Regions from separate parts of the Homo sapiens genome. Here region 1 is linked to region 2. Evidence: read pairs that join two places in POLR2A ChIA-PET (ENCODE). Cell type or tissue: OCI-LY7. All regions are shown on one strand. Each heading gives the region's core, and the rest is flanking DNA. Links, peaks and the distances in the headings are about the cores only.

The links. ChIA-PET counts read pairs that join two places held together with the same protein. Peaks named below come from ENCODE experiments on the same cell type or tissue, not always from the same donor. Only the 100,000 strongest peaks of a DNase experiment are listed, where the experiment ranks them.
Region 1: POLR2A ChIA-PET joins it to region 2 with 5 read pairs; 12 of 35 experiments call an interaction of 5 or more read pairs at or near these places.

The regions. Positions count from the first base shown.
Region 1 is chr2:48,086,664-48,094,469 of GRCh38, forward strand. It overlaps LOC124907765 (a long non-coding RNA gene), which reads left to right. Exons shown (of 2, transcript XR_007086314.1): 2 at 3,444-3,671. Among named protein-coding and RNA genes, the nearest start is that of FBXO11, 180 kb to the left of the region's middle. In OCI-LY7, for the core only: no CTCF peak of the experiment used is centred there; no DNase peak of the experiment used is centred there.
Region 2 is chr2:47,895,454-47,903,259 of GRCh38, forward strand. The region is part of intron 1 of FBXO11 (F-box protein 11); the gene reads right to left. Among named protein-coding and RNA genes, the nearest start is that of FBXO11, 7.1 kb to the right of the region's middle. RefSeq lists a silencer at 6,506-6,775. In OCI-LY7, for the core only: no CTCF peak of the experiment used is centred there; no DNase peak of the experiment used is centred there; H3K4me3 peaks cover 815 bases; H3K27ac peaks cover 1,872 bases.

The sequences.
Region 1 (7,806 bases), core at 2,784-5,283, 190 kb after region 2:
GGCCTAGCCTCCCAGCCTACATCTTTTTCCTGTACTGGATGCTTCCTGCCCTCAAACATCAGATTCCAAGTTCTTCAGTTTTGGGACTCAAACTGGTTTGCCTTGCTCCTCAGCTTGCAGACAGCCTATTGTGGGACCTTGTGATCTTATAAGTTAGTAAACTCCTTTTGATATATCTATATCTATATCATCTGTATCTATATCTATATCTATATCTATATCTATATCTATATCTATATCTATATCTATATCTATATCTCCTATTAGTTCTGTCCCTCTAGAGAAATGTGACTAATACAATCCTTAATAGAATACTAAGGTGTGGTTAAAAAAGCAATGAAATAACTAAAAATGGACTAATTCATGAGACATTCAAGATAAATTAGTAAGTTCAAAGATCAAGTTGTAAGGTACAGATAGATCTTAAATTTATGTTTTTAAAAATTCATAATAACATGCTAGTATGTGAACATAAAAAGCATTGATGTACTTTTCATAAGTAGTTATTTGGGGTTGGGGGATGGCGAGAAAATGAAGAACTTTTCTGTATTATATACATATATATTTATAAGATTTGACTATATTTTTAAAATTGGCATGCATTAGTTTTGTCATCAGAAAAGTAAAATCTTTCTTGTTTAATTTTGACATGGGGTCTTTCTGTGTCACCCAGATTAGAGTGTAGTGGTGAAATCATAGCTTACTGCAGCCTTGCACTCCTGGGCACAAGTGATCTTCCTACCTCAGCCTCTTGAGTAGCTGGGACTACAGGCGTGTGCTGCCAAGCCCAGCTAATTTTCTTATTTTTTGTAGGGATAGGGTCTTGCTTATTGCTAAGTCTGGTCTCAAATTCCTGGTCTCAGATGATCCCCCCTACCTTGGCCTCTCAAAGTGCTGGGATTATAGGCATGAGCCACCGCACCTAGCCTAAAATCATTTTTATTATACATTCTATGAAGGGAGATTAACATCTCATCTTGCCTTCTTAGCCCATTTTGTATTACCATAAAGAATACCACAGACTGGATAAACAATAGAAATTTATTTGGCTCACAGGTCTTGAGGCTGGGAAATCCAAGACTGAAGGATTATCTCTGGTAAGGACCTTCTTGCTGTGCCATCACATGGCAAGAGGCACCATGAGGCAAAGGGCATGCATGAGAGGCAAGAGATTGCAGACTCAAGCCCTTTTATAATTGGCATTAATGAATTTATGAGAGTGGAGTCCTTGTGACATAGACACTTCCCATAAGGCCCCACCTCCCAATACTGTTGTATTGGGGATTAAATTTCTAACACAAGCATTTTGGGGGACACATTCAAACCATAGCACCCTCCTTCTGAGTTTTTGAGTCAGTTTCCTTAGAACAGCCACAATAATTTCTTAACTTTCCAGAATTCATCCTTCTGACAATCTCTCTATCCAGAAAGTTGGCAAGAACAAGGAAATTCAGCAGGACACATAAAAGTCCTATTTGCTCCCTCAGAGATACTCCCTTAGAAACTATTTACCTCTACTTTACACTCAATGTGGAGACCTGTTATTCTCATTTTTATGAATATTTTAATATTCATACTTATATTCATAGTTCTTATGAATATAGCAGTTTAAAAGAGGGAAATGGAATTGCTAGTGGTAGGTACACTGACAACAGAAAATAATGTTTTCAGAAAAATTATAGATATAAAAAAACTAACATTGCAAACCAGCCTGGGCAACAGAGCAAGAGACCCTGTCTCTACAAAAAAAATTTGTTTTAATTAGCTGGGCAAGATGGTGCATGCCTGTAGTCCTTGTTACTTGTGGGGTGGAGGCAGGAGGATTGCTTGAGCCCAGAACTCGGAGGCTGCAGGGAGCTGTGATTGTGCCACTGCACTCTAGCCTGGAGACCTTGTCTTTAAAAAACAAACAAAACAAACAAACAAAAAACCATTACAAGGACTTACATGTATGTAAGTCTGGATCATTTAATAGAATAAACATCTTACATGTCTCAACAACCTCTGAGGTGATTTTTCTATGTAATAAACTATCATTTTTTATAACTTGGTGAAGACAATTTTAAATTGTGTCTATTGTTTAAGAGCTCAGGGAAGAGTATGATATGTTTAATTTAGATTTCCATTTGAAATGGTTAAAATTAAAAGTCTGGAGCTTAAAGGAAAAGCGCTCAGTTATCTGAGAAATTTTACTGCCCGGAAAGACTCATTATCCAAAAATTCCGGATAACCAGGATTTTTCTTCTCTCTTCTTTTCTTCCTAGAGCATTTAATCAAGGCCACCCATAGTCTAGAGATTTTAGAAATTCCCAGTTGAGTAATTTACTCACTAGCAAAGTGAACCGGGAGGAGAATGAGTCTGGGAGCATGGGGTGCTAGGTGCGGCTCCATTTGCAGCCCCTCTTCTGAGATAGGATAAACAGTGAGGGGGCAGCAGGGGTGGGGGCTTCACACTGGCATTTCTCTACCCTCTTTCAAACTTCCTTCCCTTAGCTAAGCTCAAAAATGGTTGATTAGGCTGTAAAATAAATAATGCTTATTAAGCCTAATTACATGTAGCAAAAAAAAAAAAAAACAATTATGCAAGTCATTAAAAGAGTCAGATCAACTTTGCTGTAAGTATTTCTTTAGAAATGGCTCTGCAGTTTAAGTTTTCTCAGCTTTCAGAACTCATTGTTTGCTAGCAAGCTAGGCTGCTTTAACCACCTCCCATTAGGGAGGAGAGGAAGGGAGAGAAGGGAAGAGAAAAAGAGATACATAACACTTACACACATACTTAAACACACACACACACACACACACACACACATACACACACACACACAGAGACAGACAGAGAGACAGAGAGAATTGTCCATGAGAACATTTTAAAAATCAGGATAGATCTACACAAAGTAGGGCTATGGCAGCATGGTTGCAATCACTCTACTTAGGAGAAAATGTATGTGCTACATTCACCAATTTCCCCTTGTTCTATAACTAGAGCTAAGATTTAAGTTAAGCTGAGATTTAATGTGCAATTCACTTTTTGTTTTCTTTCTCTCTCCTCTTTTAAAAAAGCTGGTAACCAACATTAAAGACATTGTGGTTGGTATCTTTATAACTAAAATATAGCTTCATTTCTGCTCATGGAAATATGTAGTCAATTAGCCATAATGTGGTCCAGACTCCCTTTGATATTCTAAAATAAAAACATTCCAAGTTATTTACTTGAGAACAGTTGTTTCTAAGCACGGCCAGTAGCTGCTGTTTTTAATAATACTGCTTTTAATGGGTGTGGGGCATTCTGACTGAAAGGAGGTAGGGAATGTGTAGCTCAAAGTTCTGAACTATAATCACTGGATTTTTGGAATAATAACCATGAGGGGTTATATTTAGATTCAACTATTATTGAAGTTCATTCACAGACATTTAACAATTCTTGTACTCCTTTCTCTTTTCAGGCAAGTTGAACGGGGAGTGAGGAGTAACCAGGGAAAAGAAGCAGATGAGGACACCATTTACAAGGATGCCTTGCCCTGGGAATCCTCCCCACAGGAGTAAGAAGGGAGCTACACTTTACATAGCATGTCTGAAGAGTAGTTCCCAAATACTTGTTCTTGGACATGGCAGAGCTGGATGCCCAAGAATCTCCTGGGAAACATTAATTACAAAAACCAAGCAAAACAGAACCCCTGGCTCCACGTTGATTTGGAGGGGGTAAGATGGGATGCACCAAGGGTGGGGGTGGTAACCACCGATATGGAAAGCATTGTTTTGCATTGGTAGTTAGATCATTTGGGCTTTCTGGCAATTCCCTGCTGTGTGACCTCAAGCAAATCAATCAATTCCTCTGAGCTTCATGTTGATTATTTAGAAAGTGATGATGCTATCAATAAGTCCCACATTAAAGAGTTATCCTGAGAATCAAATGAGATTAGGTATGCAAAAGCACTTATCAATCTGTCAGTTGCTCTCCAATTTTGGCTAAGCTTAGATATTTAAATCCTAGTAATATTTGTGCTAAGTGGTGTGGGAGATTAAAAAAAGAATCGGAATCTAGTTTGGGAGAAGTTTTCAACCTAGCTGGAGAGAAAAGGTATAAATGAAATGGTATGCATACTAAGCCACTAAAAAGCATTTTCAGTGTGCACCATGGGCTCTGCACTAGGGTAGATTATGTGGGTGATTGAGAAGTATAGTATACAACATGGATACTCTTCTGAAAGGGCTCCCAGTTTTGGTGGAGAAAAGAGACTCCTCTATAACAGCAAATAACAAAAAGATAATATATATAATCAAAGTAACTGCTAAATGTTATGGTACAGTCTCTAAAAGGTTACTAAGGGAAGTTCTGAAGAAAGAACAATAGGAATTGCTGTAGTCCAGGAAAGGAGAGAACTTTAGCTGGGTCTAGAAGTTAAAACAGCAGAAGGAACAGAAAGAGGCTCATTTGTCAGGGGAACAGCAAAAGCCAAGCATAGAGGCAGGAATGATCAGGGTGTATGCAGTACCACAAAGGAGATCAAACTGGCTAGAATGGTGGGACAGATTACAGAGGGCCTTAAAAGCTCAGCTGAGAAGTTTGTACTTGATACATCAATGCATATTTTGTATGTTTGTTGCTAGAATTCCAGACAGTAGACTGTTTATACACTTACCCTTGAAACTCTAGAATTGTGTTGCCCAATATGACAGCAACTAGTCACTGTGGCTATGAAGCACTTGAAATGTGGCTAGTCTGAACTGAGATGTGCTGTAAGTATAAAACACATACTAGATTTCAAAGATTTAGTGCAAAAAAAATAAAATATTTACATTATTTGTTGAAATGATACTATTTTGATATATTGAGCTAAATTTTAGATATTATTAAAATTAATTTATCTGTTTCTTTTCCTTTTTAAAATAAGGCTACTAAAAACTTAAAGTTACATAAGGGGCTTGCATTACATTTCTTTCAACAGTACTGTTCTAGAATGTCAAGATGGGTATTAAAGAATTTTATTTGCACAAGGAGCCTGGGAGAAAGAAACAGATAGACATTTAGGTAGATAGCTATGAAGATGCCTAGGAGGCCAGAATTAACAGTATTGTATATTGTATCCCCCTCACCACACACAGACACACACCTGGGATATACATTGAAGTCAAGGCAGTGGAACCTGGTCCTGGGCCAATGAGTAAAGAATGATATAAAGCATTATTTTTGTGTGCAATACTGAGGGATATCCTTCCACGAGAAGAGCCACTAAGAAACTGAGAGAGCAAGTAATGTACAAGAACTGTAATAGGATTCATGTTTAAGCATCAGAGCAATAAAAGTCATAAATCTGAATGAGAGAAAGAGACCTGTCCCACTTCAGAAGAATATCACTAGTGGCTTCATGGGCCGCATGCTTTACCACTGGGTAGGGCCAGAGGAGCAGAATAGCCATGGCCAGAAGAAAAAGGGGGTAGAAATGGCTCCAGCTACTAGGCAGCTGAGTGGAGACCAGCAGTTCTGACAAAAGAAGAGCAACCTTCTCCAAGGAGAACAACGTGCCCACAAGAGACTTAGCCAGGAGGTTTCCTGGCTAAGAGGAAAAAGTGTTTGGGCTTAGAGTCAAAAGTGATTTCTATTGTTACCCACACATTTTGAGAGAAGTATATATTTCCTTATATCAGAGGGAAAGTTTTGTTTTCTGTAATATGACTAGGCTCTAAAGAGAATATATTACATTAATGTAGAGGTTTTTTTCCCCCTGAGCACTGTGATGAACATGTTTAAGTAAATTTGGGTAGAATCTACACCCTACTCCCTTCCCAGCTTCCTTTCAACCACCCCACATCCTCATCCAGGCTCTGGATGTTAGTTGGCACTAAGGTTTCAGAGAGAGAGAAAAATTATTATGTTTAATCAAGTGAGAAAAATTTGGAGGGGACCGTGTGTAGAGAGGAAGGACAGCAGAGGGAAGGAAGGGCTGGGAAGACGGGAGAAGGCTTCTTATTCTGTGATGTGATCCTTTTCTTGTAACTTCACCAAAGCTAAAGTTAATTCTACTAAACTCACCCAAATTTGGCATGAGTGGATTGCTTGGTAAAACCAGCGAAGAGACTGAGTGTTGCCTCTGGGGTAATCTGGGGAGAAATATACAGCATATCCAAAGACCAAGCCTGACCTCAAAATATAAATCACTTGTGTTCCATCTCATATTAGGGAGACAGAGAAATATTTTTAAAAGAAGGAATTAAAAATATAGAATTGGAGTTTAGAGATATAAAAATTGTAGTCAGAAATAGCATGTGGGGGAACTGGCCCTATTGACCCTGCCCCGTGTTCTGGTCAACAGGGTTTAAAGGGAGTCTCTGACTCTACAGGCTGTGCTGTTTTAAAGAACTGCTTGTCTCTCCAGGAAGGAGTGCTGAGCTTTTCCAAAGCTCTTTATCTCATCCTCTTAGAAAATTGTCTTTCAGTTTTAGTAGAGCCTTAGTTGCCTCCAAGGCCAAAATGTTGAAAGACTGAGAAGTAAAAGATGCTGGGTCTCCAGACTTAAGCATTAGAGCTGCTTCAGATCCAAAAGTTGGGGGAAGAGGAGGAGGCTGGAATGGTCATGGGAGGGAGCCAGGGAAACAGGGAGGGGTGGGATCATGACACTTGCTTTCCTGTTCTCCTACTCATCTGTTAGTATTAGAATGAGTAGGCTTCTGGAATTCAGCTGAGCATTGAGGTTTTTTTTCCTGTTTCTTTTTGGGCTCCATGTGTTAAATGAGGCTTCCCACATAGAGCTCCTCAGACTTTGAGCCTGCTCCCCAGCTGGCAGTGTGTGTTTCTGCCTGGCATTGGGGAAGGAGTGAGCAGGAAGAGGCACCTCAGTAAAGGGGAGAGATTCTCAAGAGAGGATCTGATGTGTCTTCAATGAAGCTTTCTCTGTCTGAGTTGACCAGCAAAGCTGTATTTACTCCAGCAAGAATCACCTTAGCAACCAGCATAGCCAACGGAATCTATGGATATGTATATAAATATGAATTCTGTATGTACATGTGTGCATATACAGATAATGCTGTGTGTACCTTTTTTCATGTGCTTGGCCATATTCATTTTCACACTAAAGAAGAACCCATCAGTCCGACATAATGAGATTTTCTCAGGCGATTTGCTTATATTGTAACCATGCTGTCAATCCTTTGATGGTACTTTGGGTAACATTGAAAATATGCTGAATACTGTATTTCACAATATGGTACTGTAGTCAATGTAGGGGAGTGGAGGGAGGGAGGTCTCTGCTGGCCAGCTATATTTTCCATTTTCACAGAGCATCAGATCTTCTGGGCTCATCATGGACCTGGGGCCTGGTCCTCAGCTCATTAGGTCAGCCAGATACAGTTCTCTTATGAGTGATCAAGTTCTAGGATTCCCAACCATCAGACTTATTAGCTATTTTTAAATAACAATTGCTAAGAGTACAACATAAATTCTTTCCAGAAGGAAGAAAAGCGAGAAGTAACATAATTCCAGGAAATTACTTGATAAGCACAGAAAGTCAGGATAAAAGGAGGTGAGTTATCCTAAGAAATACTGGTGCTTGGCTGTAACAACCATCTTTTTGCTAAAAGATGCCAGCCAAATGACCAGAAACATCTATATTGGGGTATGTTTTTGTCCCTGGTTAGTACAGGGACATACCAAGGCAAATGCTCACTTCAGAGCTTTTCTTTCTTAGATTATAAGCCCTTTCTACCCCAATCTTAGACAAAGTTAATCTGCTTCTGAGAGAAGAGTAGAAACAAAAAACATCTGTCCCTGGAGAAGGGCAGGAAACCTGGTCAGGCCCAGTATCCTGTAGT
Region 2 (7,806 bases), core at 2,609-5,108:
CAAGTAATCCAAGCAATCAGAAAGATGGGGTTGGGAACAGTGACTAGGAAGGCCCTTCAAGGGGGACACTTCTGGGATACTAGTAGTGCTTTATTCCTTGCTGTAGGTATTTTTGGTTACACAGATGTGTTTACTTCAGGAAAAGTAATCAAGCTGTACACGGATGATTTGTGCACTTACATATTTCAATTACAAGATTAGCAGAAATTATTTCCACAATTTAAATAACTATATAGTTTATGTTGTTGTTTTTTTTTGAGACAGAATTTCACTCTTTCACCCAGGCTGGAGTGCAGTGGCATGATCTGGGCTCACTGCAACCTCTGCCTTCTGGTTTCAGGCGATTCTCCTGCCTCAGCCTCCCGAGTAGCTGGGATTACAGGCATCTGCCACCATACCCAGCTAGCCAATTTCTGTATTTTTAGTAGAGACAGGGTTTCACCATGTTGGCCAGGCTGGTCTCGAACTCCTGACCTCGTGATCCACTCGCCTCAGCCTCCCAAAGTGCTGGGATTGCAGGCATGAGCCACCATGCCCAGCCATAACTATATAGTTTTAAATGTATATAGCCCATTTATATTTTAAAAACTATAGACTGTTTCTAATTCAAACAACTATTGCTAACACAAATGATTCATACATACTCTACTTCTCTCCCTCACAATCCTCACCCCAAAATTAGTCTTTTGAGTATTTTCTAAAAAGTGAAACTTTAAGAGAAAAATTTAAAAGTCAGAAAAAGATCAGGAAAAGAAATAAACACGTAATGTTAAGTGATTCTTGCAGGAATCCTTTACTCTCCCCCTCCCCCAATACTTTATTTGCCTCTGAAGAATCACTCCTACCCGAAAGATCTTTCTCCAAATTGTTTCTTTTCTTTTTTTTTTTTTTGAGACAAGGTCTTAAAACTCTGTCACCCAGGCTGGAGTGCAGTGGCTCAATCACAGTTCACTCTAGCCTTGACCTCCCTGGCTCAGATGATCCTCTCACCTCAACCTCCTGAGTAGCTGGGACTACAGGCATGGGCCACCACCCCACAGCTAACTTTGTATTTTCTGTAGAGACGGGGTTTCGCCATGTTGCCCAGGCAGGTCTCAAACTCCTGGGCTCAAGCGATCCACCCCACCCAGCCTCCCAAAAAGTGCTAGGATTACAGGCATGAGCCACTATGCCCCGCCCAATTGTTTAATTTCGCTTCCCTCTTTTACTTGGCCTAAAATACCAAAATTTGACAAGTTATCATAATCAGTCTCTTAAAAATGCAAATGTCTTTCAGAGAATTAATGAAGACATCAGTCATTCATATGTAAGTGTGAAGTAGTATAGTGGCTACTTTTATGTATTGCTGACCTTATATGAAATAAAGTGAGTGAGTCTATAATTTCCTTTACCATAAGAACACTTTGCTAAAAATACTAGCTTTCAAAATATAGTGCCTTACTCCAACTTCTATTTCTCTCAACAAATCTTCTTTGATATTTCTTCTTTACTATGATAGAAGTCTGGAAAGACTCCTACTTTTCATTTGTTAAATTTTATTCACTTCTAATTCCCTTTAAAGCTTGTTTTTTTCTTTTTTCAAAAAGTTATGACCAATTATGTGGGAAGAAACAATAACTAGTAACATACATACCAAAGTTGTCCATCTCAATATATAACAAGGGAATAAAAAATAGTTACATGCTCTTCCTCTTCCCCATCCCCTTTCCTACTAAGTGTTAGAATCTCATAAAGCCACATGTTCTTATATACAGTATGTTAATATACTATGAATGGAAGATAGAAAAATCAATGCTTGGATATAAAAAAGAATTATTGTATCTAAACCCAAGTAGAGTTGGCAAATCAGCAAAGGCTAAACTGATTCAAGTCAGTTGGTTACACTACAGTAACACAGACACCAATATCAAAGGTTAAACCCACACAGTGGCCAGTTAATTTCACACTAAAGAAAAACTTCTGGTCGGGTGAGGTGGCTCACGCCTGTAATCCCAGCATTTTGGGAGGCTTAGGCGGGCAGATCACTTTACATCATGAGTTTGAGATCAGCTTGGCCAACGTGGGGAAACCCCGTCTCTACTGAAAATACAAAAATCAGCCAGGCATGGTGGTGTGCACCTATAATCCCAGCTACTCAGGAGGCTGAGGCAGGAGAATCACTTGAACTCAGGAGGCAGAGGTTGCAGTGAGCCAAGATCACACCATTGCACTCCAGCCTGGGTGACAGAGTGAGACTGTGTCTTAAACCAAAAAAAAAAAAAAAAAAAAGGAAAAGAAAAAAGAAAAATTTCCAACAAAGATTTTGCCACAATTCAACTCAACCATCTGGAAAAGGAGTGTTGTTCACTAGGAAAAAAGAGTAAAAATGAGATTATCACTATTATCAGAAAAATAACTAAAAGTACATATTCTTACTCCATTTCTAGCCTTCAAATAATCTCTAAGTATGAGAAAATACAAAAGCTCTCTTCACACAAAAAAAAGGATGAATGACACCTCTTCTCTCATGAGATGTGAAAATATTCCTTAATGTTTTTTAAGGTTTAGTCACCACATGGAAGAAAACAATTTTCTCCCCTTTTTGAACATAGCCCCATGATCTTCATTTGTTAAAAAGAACAAAACATTTAACAACGGGGTTTTTAGAAACTGGGAGAGCAAGCAATTAACATACTGAACTCACACTTGCTTTAACATGCTATCTTATTCGGGGTGTTTAAAAAACGTTTTAAATGCAATTAATGCATTCATTTTCAAAGGAAAATAAACATTTTTGATATTTGCCTTCAACTGAAATAAATCATGTAAAGGAAGTTAGTTGGTTTCATTTCTCTATTTTCTAAGGATTAAGTTTAAGCACATTTTTTATGCTAACCAAACATATATAAAAACTCCAAGCTACACATATAAGAAACACACCAAACCATGGTGAGAAAAGAATATTTAGTCCACAAACCAGTCAAAATTACCACTGAAATCTAAAACTAATTTAACGCACATTTTTCTCCTTCTGAAATAGTCCAGCCTACAACCATGAGCTAAAATCAGTTAATACCCTTTATTCATAACTTATGAGTAATTCAGGGGAAATCTACCCTTCTTTGTATAATGAGTGCTTAATGATCTCATCAACACACTGGAAAAACATGCTGGTCAATCAGTAGAGTCTCATCTTGAGACAAATCTACATGAGAGGTAAAATTATAATCAGAAGATTACTTGAAAAATGTGAAACCAGATAAGTCAACAATCAATAGCATCAGACTAGTGCAGCCATCTCCAATAGGACAGATGGTATAGAACAGGGGACAGATCTGCTTCAAGGGGCAGGTTATTGCATCCCCTGAAAGTTATACAAACATTCTGCCAAATGTATTTTGGTATCTTTCCTTGTTTATAGAAAGATTAGGTGATATAAATCAATTTTGAAATTTTTTTGCTACTTACTATGCATCTTCATTGTTGTATAGCTGAGCCTCTACTTCTTCATTTATTAAAAAAAAAAAGTAATAAAATCTCTTACAGAATTGGTATAAGGGGGCCAGGCACGGTGGCTCATGCCTGTAATCCCAGCACTTTGGGAGGCCGAGGCGGGCGGATCACGAGGTCAGGAGATCGAGACCATCCTGGCTAACATGGTGAAACCCGGTCTCTACTAAAAATACAAAAAATTAGCCGGGCGTGGTGGTGGGCACCTGTAGTCCCAGCTACTCAGGAGGCTGAGGCAGGAGAATGGTGTGAACCCGGGAGGCGGAGCTTGCGGTGAGCCGAAATCGCGCCACTGTACTCCAGCCTGGGCGACAGAGCAAGACTCCGTCTCAAAAAAAAAAAAAAAAAAAAGAATTGGTATAAGCTTCAACAAATCAGTTTCTCTGAGGTTGTAACAAGTCATACAGATTGAATTTTATCTCTTGGGTTTAATTTTATATACAGCTGATACAATCCCTTACTTTTTATATTTAAAAGACCTATCATTTATTAAATATCTATCATGTGCTAGGAACTTTACTATCTCTCATCCTTACAAATGTTCTATAAGGCAGGTGTGATTCCCACTTGAAAGATCACAAAGTAAGGCTCAGAGAGGTAACATTGCTCACCAAATGTTAAATAACTAATCAGATGTGTAGTCAGGATTAGAACCCATATCTAGCTAGCTTTAACTCTGAGCTCTTTACATCATACTGTCTCATTCCTTATAGTGTATCTTCATAATTTTATTTTCACAGGGTAGCAACTACAATTTGGGGAATACTTTGCCAACAAAGTCACATACTATAATTCTGTGGAAGATAAGAATATATTTCAAAGGTCTGATAAATCAGTGAATTGGAAGGTCTAAAACAGAGTAATACTTCAAAGATAAGTGGGACAAGACAGAAACAAAATAAGAGTAACTTTAATATCAGGGATAAATAGGGGGACAATAAAAGACCTCATGTTGAAATAGCTCATTACTGTAAACTGGTTATTTTCAAAGTTAAAACAAACGGTGGGGGGCGGGGGGACTTGAGAAAATACTCAAACTAGGGGTTCTCACTAACAGATCAGGAACTACTTGTGGTTCCTGCCTTACCTAGTAGGTCTCCAAGCTGGTTGGCCTTCTCTTGGGTTTGTCAGAATTTCCAGTAAAGGGAGAAAAGCAGGATAAGAGCTCTTAGGCCTTATCAGCAGAGCTCTTAGGCCTCATCAGCACAACTTTAACACTAATAGCAACACTACTCTGTTTCTATCCCTCAAGTAAGTTCCAAGCTTTAAGAAAATAGGCTCTTTTTACAGCTCCCATACTTCCTGCCTCCAAAAGGTTGAGTGGCACTGTCTCCTCTCATGGGATACATTTGGAAGGGTTAGCCACCAGATGACAGAGTAGTACCCCACAGTACTTACTTCCTAAAACAGGAAAAATCATGTTTCTTGTGCAGAACTCCTCTATTAAGACTGCACAGGATCCATGAAGTTAAAATATCACATGCTAGAACAATGCCACAGAAAGTATAACTAGCATTCCTGACTAGAACAGCAAGGAGTGTCTCCTGGCTGCTGCATATTATAAATATACAGCTCATTCCTCATCAGTACAGTGTCGAGAAAAAAGTATATACACGTATATATACACACGTATACACACATATATACGTATATACACACGTATACACACGTATATACACACGTATACACACACGTACGTATATACACACGTATACACACACGTACGTATATACACACGTATACACACACGTATACACACACGTGTATATATATACACGTATACACACACGTGTATATATATACACGTATACACACACGTGTATATATATACACGTATACACACACGTGTATATATATACACGTATACACACACGTGTATATATATACACGTATACACACACGTGTATATATATACACGTATACACACACACGTGTATATATATACACGTATATATACACACATATATATGTATATATATACACGTATTTATGGAATTGCAGGGTTTTTAAAAATTGAAATCATTCAGTACGTATAATATTACATAAAATATTGCCGGTGGGGAGATATATATATTTATGTATATATATACACACGTGTGTACATATATACACATATATATGTATATATATACACACGTGTGTACATATATATACATATATATGTATATATGTACACACGTGTGTACATGTATATATATACACACGTGTGTACATATATACATATATATGTATATATATGTGGGTACATATATATGTGTGTCATAGATAAGATTTTTATCCCACAAATATGGGATTAGAGAGACTAGGTTTTTATTCTACAAGATTAGCTCAGAGTAGAAATGAATAGCAAAATCTATTAATGCATTCATTAAATTTCTTGAACTATAAATATCACAATTAGATTTTCAGCACTTCAAAACAGTCCTGTGACTTTTCCAATAACTAGAAAAAAAATACATCTATTTTCAAAAACTCCCATGTCAAGATTATTTCCAGAACCCAAATTCATCTTTTATTAAAAGGTAATAAATGAGAAACTAATAACAGTTATTAGATTCCAGGTAGAAGAATTTAGTAGCTGGAGGCTGATGTACGAAGGGGACTTCTGAATTTTAAACTGTGGCAATATTACCTATTCAAAGTAATTAATTTTATTTTATTTATTATTTATTTTTTGAGATGGAGTCTCATTCTGTCACCCAGGCTGGAGTGCAGTGGTGCAATCTCAGTTCAAAGTAATTAATTTTAACAACTAAAATCTACTGATGAGAACACACAGCACTTCTGTAGACTTGTAAGCTTTCCTCATACTTTGTAATATCTAAAAAAATTACAAAATACATTCCTGCAGTAAAGACAATAAATTCATCAGAACGGGCTGCAAAAGCTAACTCCTTCTAGAATTTTAAAACAAAACAAATATCAAAAATCCAATCCCACACTACTGTTTCATTAAATCATGGACTATATTACCGAATTGTCACTGCGTAAAATACAGTTTTTATTTTTGAGACCGAGTCTTGCACTGTGTCACCTGGGCTGGAGTGCAATGGTGTGATCTCAGCTCACTACAACCTCAGCCTCCCGCGTTCAAGCGATTCTCCTGCCTCAGCCTCCAGAGTAGCTGGGATTACAGGCGTGAGCCGCCATGCCTGGCTCATTTTTGTATTTCTAGTTAAGACGAGGTTTCACTACGTTGGCCAGGCTGGTCTTGAACTCCTGACCTCGTGGTCCACCTGCCTCGACCTCCCAAAGTGCTGGGATTACAGGCGTGAGCCATTGCTCTGGGCCTGTAAAATACAATTCTACTAGTACATGAAATCCCAATCTCAGGAATTTAAGAAATTAAAAAAGCTAATGATTAGGCTAGTATTTAGTCTTAGGATAGCTGATCATTTCAGCTAACGAGTGAACACAATAGTCCATGAAATACCCAGACCAATATTTCCTTACGTGGGGTGTAAGAAATGCTCCCCCATGGAAAGCTTTGAAAAATCCTCAAAGATTTTAATCTATAGGGTCTAGTTTCTTTCTTCTTCAAACACTGGCCATTACAGATAAGACAAAGCGTATATACACACACACATAATGTATGTACAAACATGTATATACACAAATATACCCACATACACACACACATACACATACACACGTGTGTATGTAAATATATTTAAAAGTGGTGTCAAGGAAGTTTTTATACCAATTAACCTGTGGGCAATGAAGCAGCTAAAGACCATTCTGACAGACTTTTTGCCTGAAAACATATTATACTGTAACTATTTTATTACCACTAAAGAACCTGAAATGCATCTTTATATAAAACAAATGATTTTATATACAGTCTGAACTAGTTTGTCTCAAAACAGCGAGTCTCACTTTGATTCCCTATCTGGAAAGTTGTCTGATCCACTATTAAGTAACTCTATCCAAGATCCTAATGCAAATGTTACATATCCATTAAGAGTTAGTAAAAGGTTAAAAAAAAAAAAACAAAAACCACACATACATTCTTAGCTTTAGTTCTTTAATTATCCTGTAATAATTAAACCCAGCATATTCCTAAACTAGCAACAACAAAATCCCTTTCTTTCCAAACTAGAAAGTGACACTTTGCGTGCTCCATAAAACTTTCGAAATAGAGTATTCTTAGTTAACTTCTGATCATTATATGAATCGGACATTTAAAAAAACGTAATTAAAATGTCAATTTTTCAAAGAATAACATATTTTTCCATATGGCTGGCAACATCTTTATTATTTTAGTTAACGAATTCATCTTAATGTTTTATTCATTTTAAGGCCATTTATGTGCCCTCT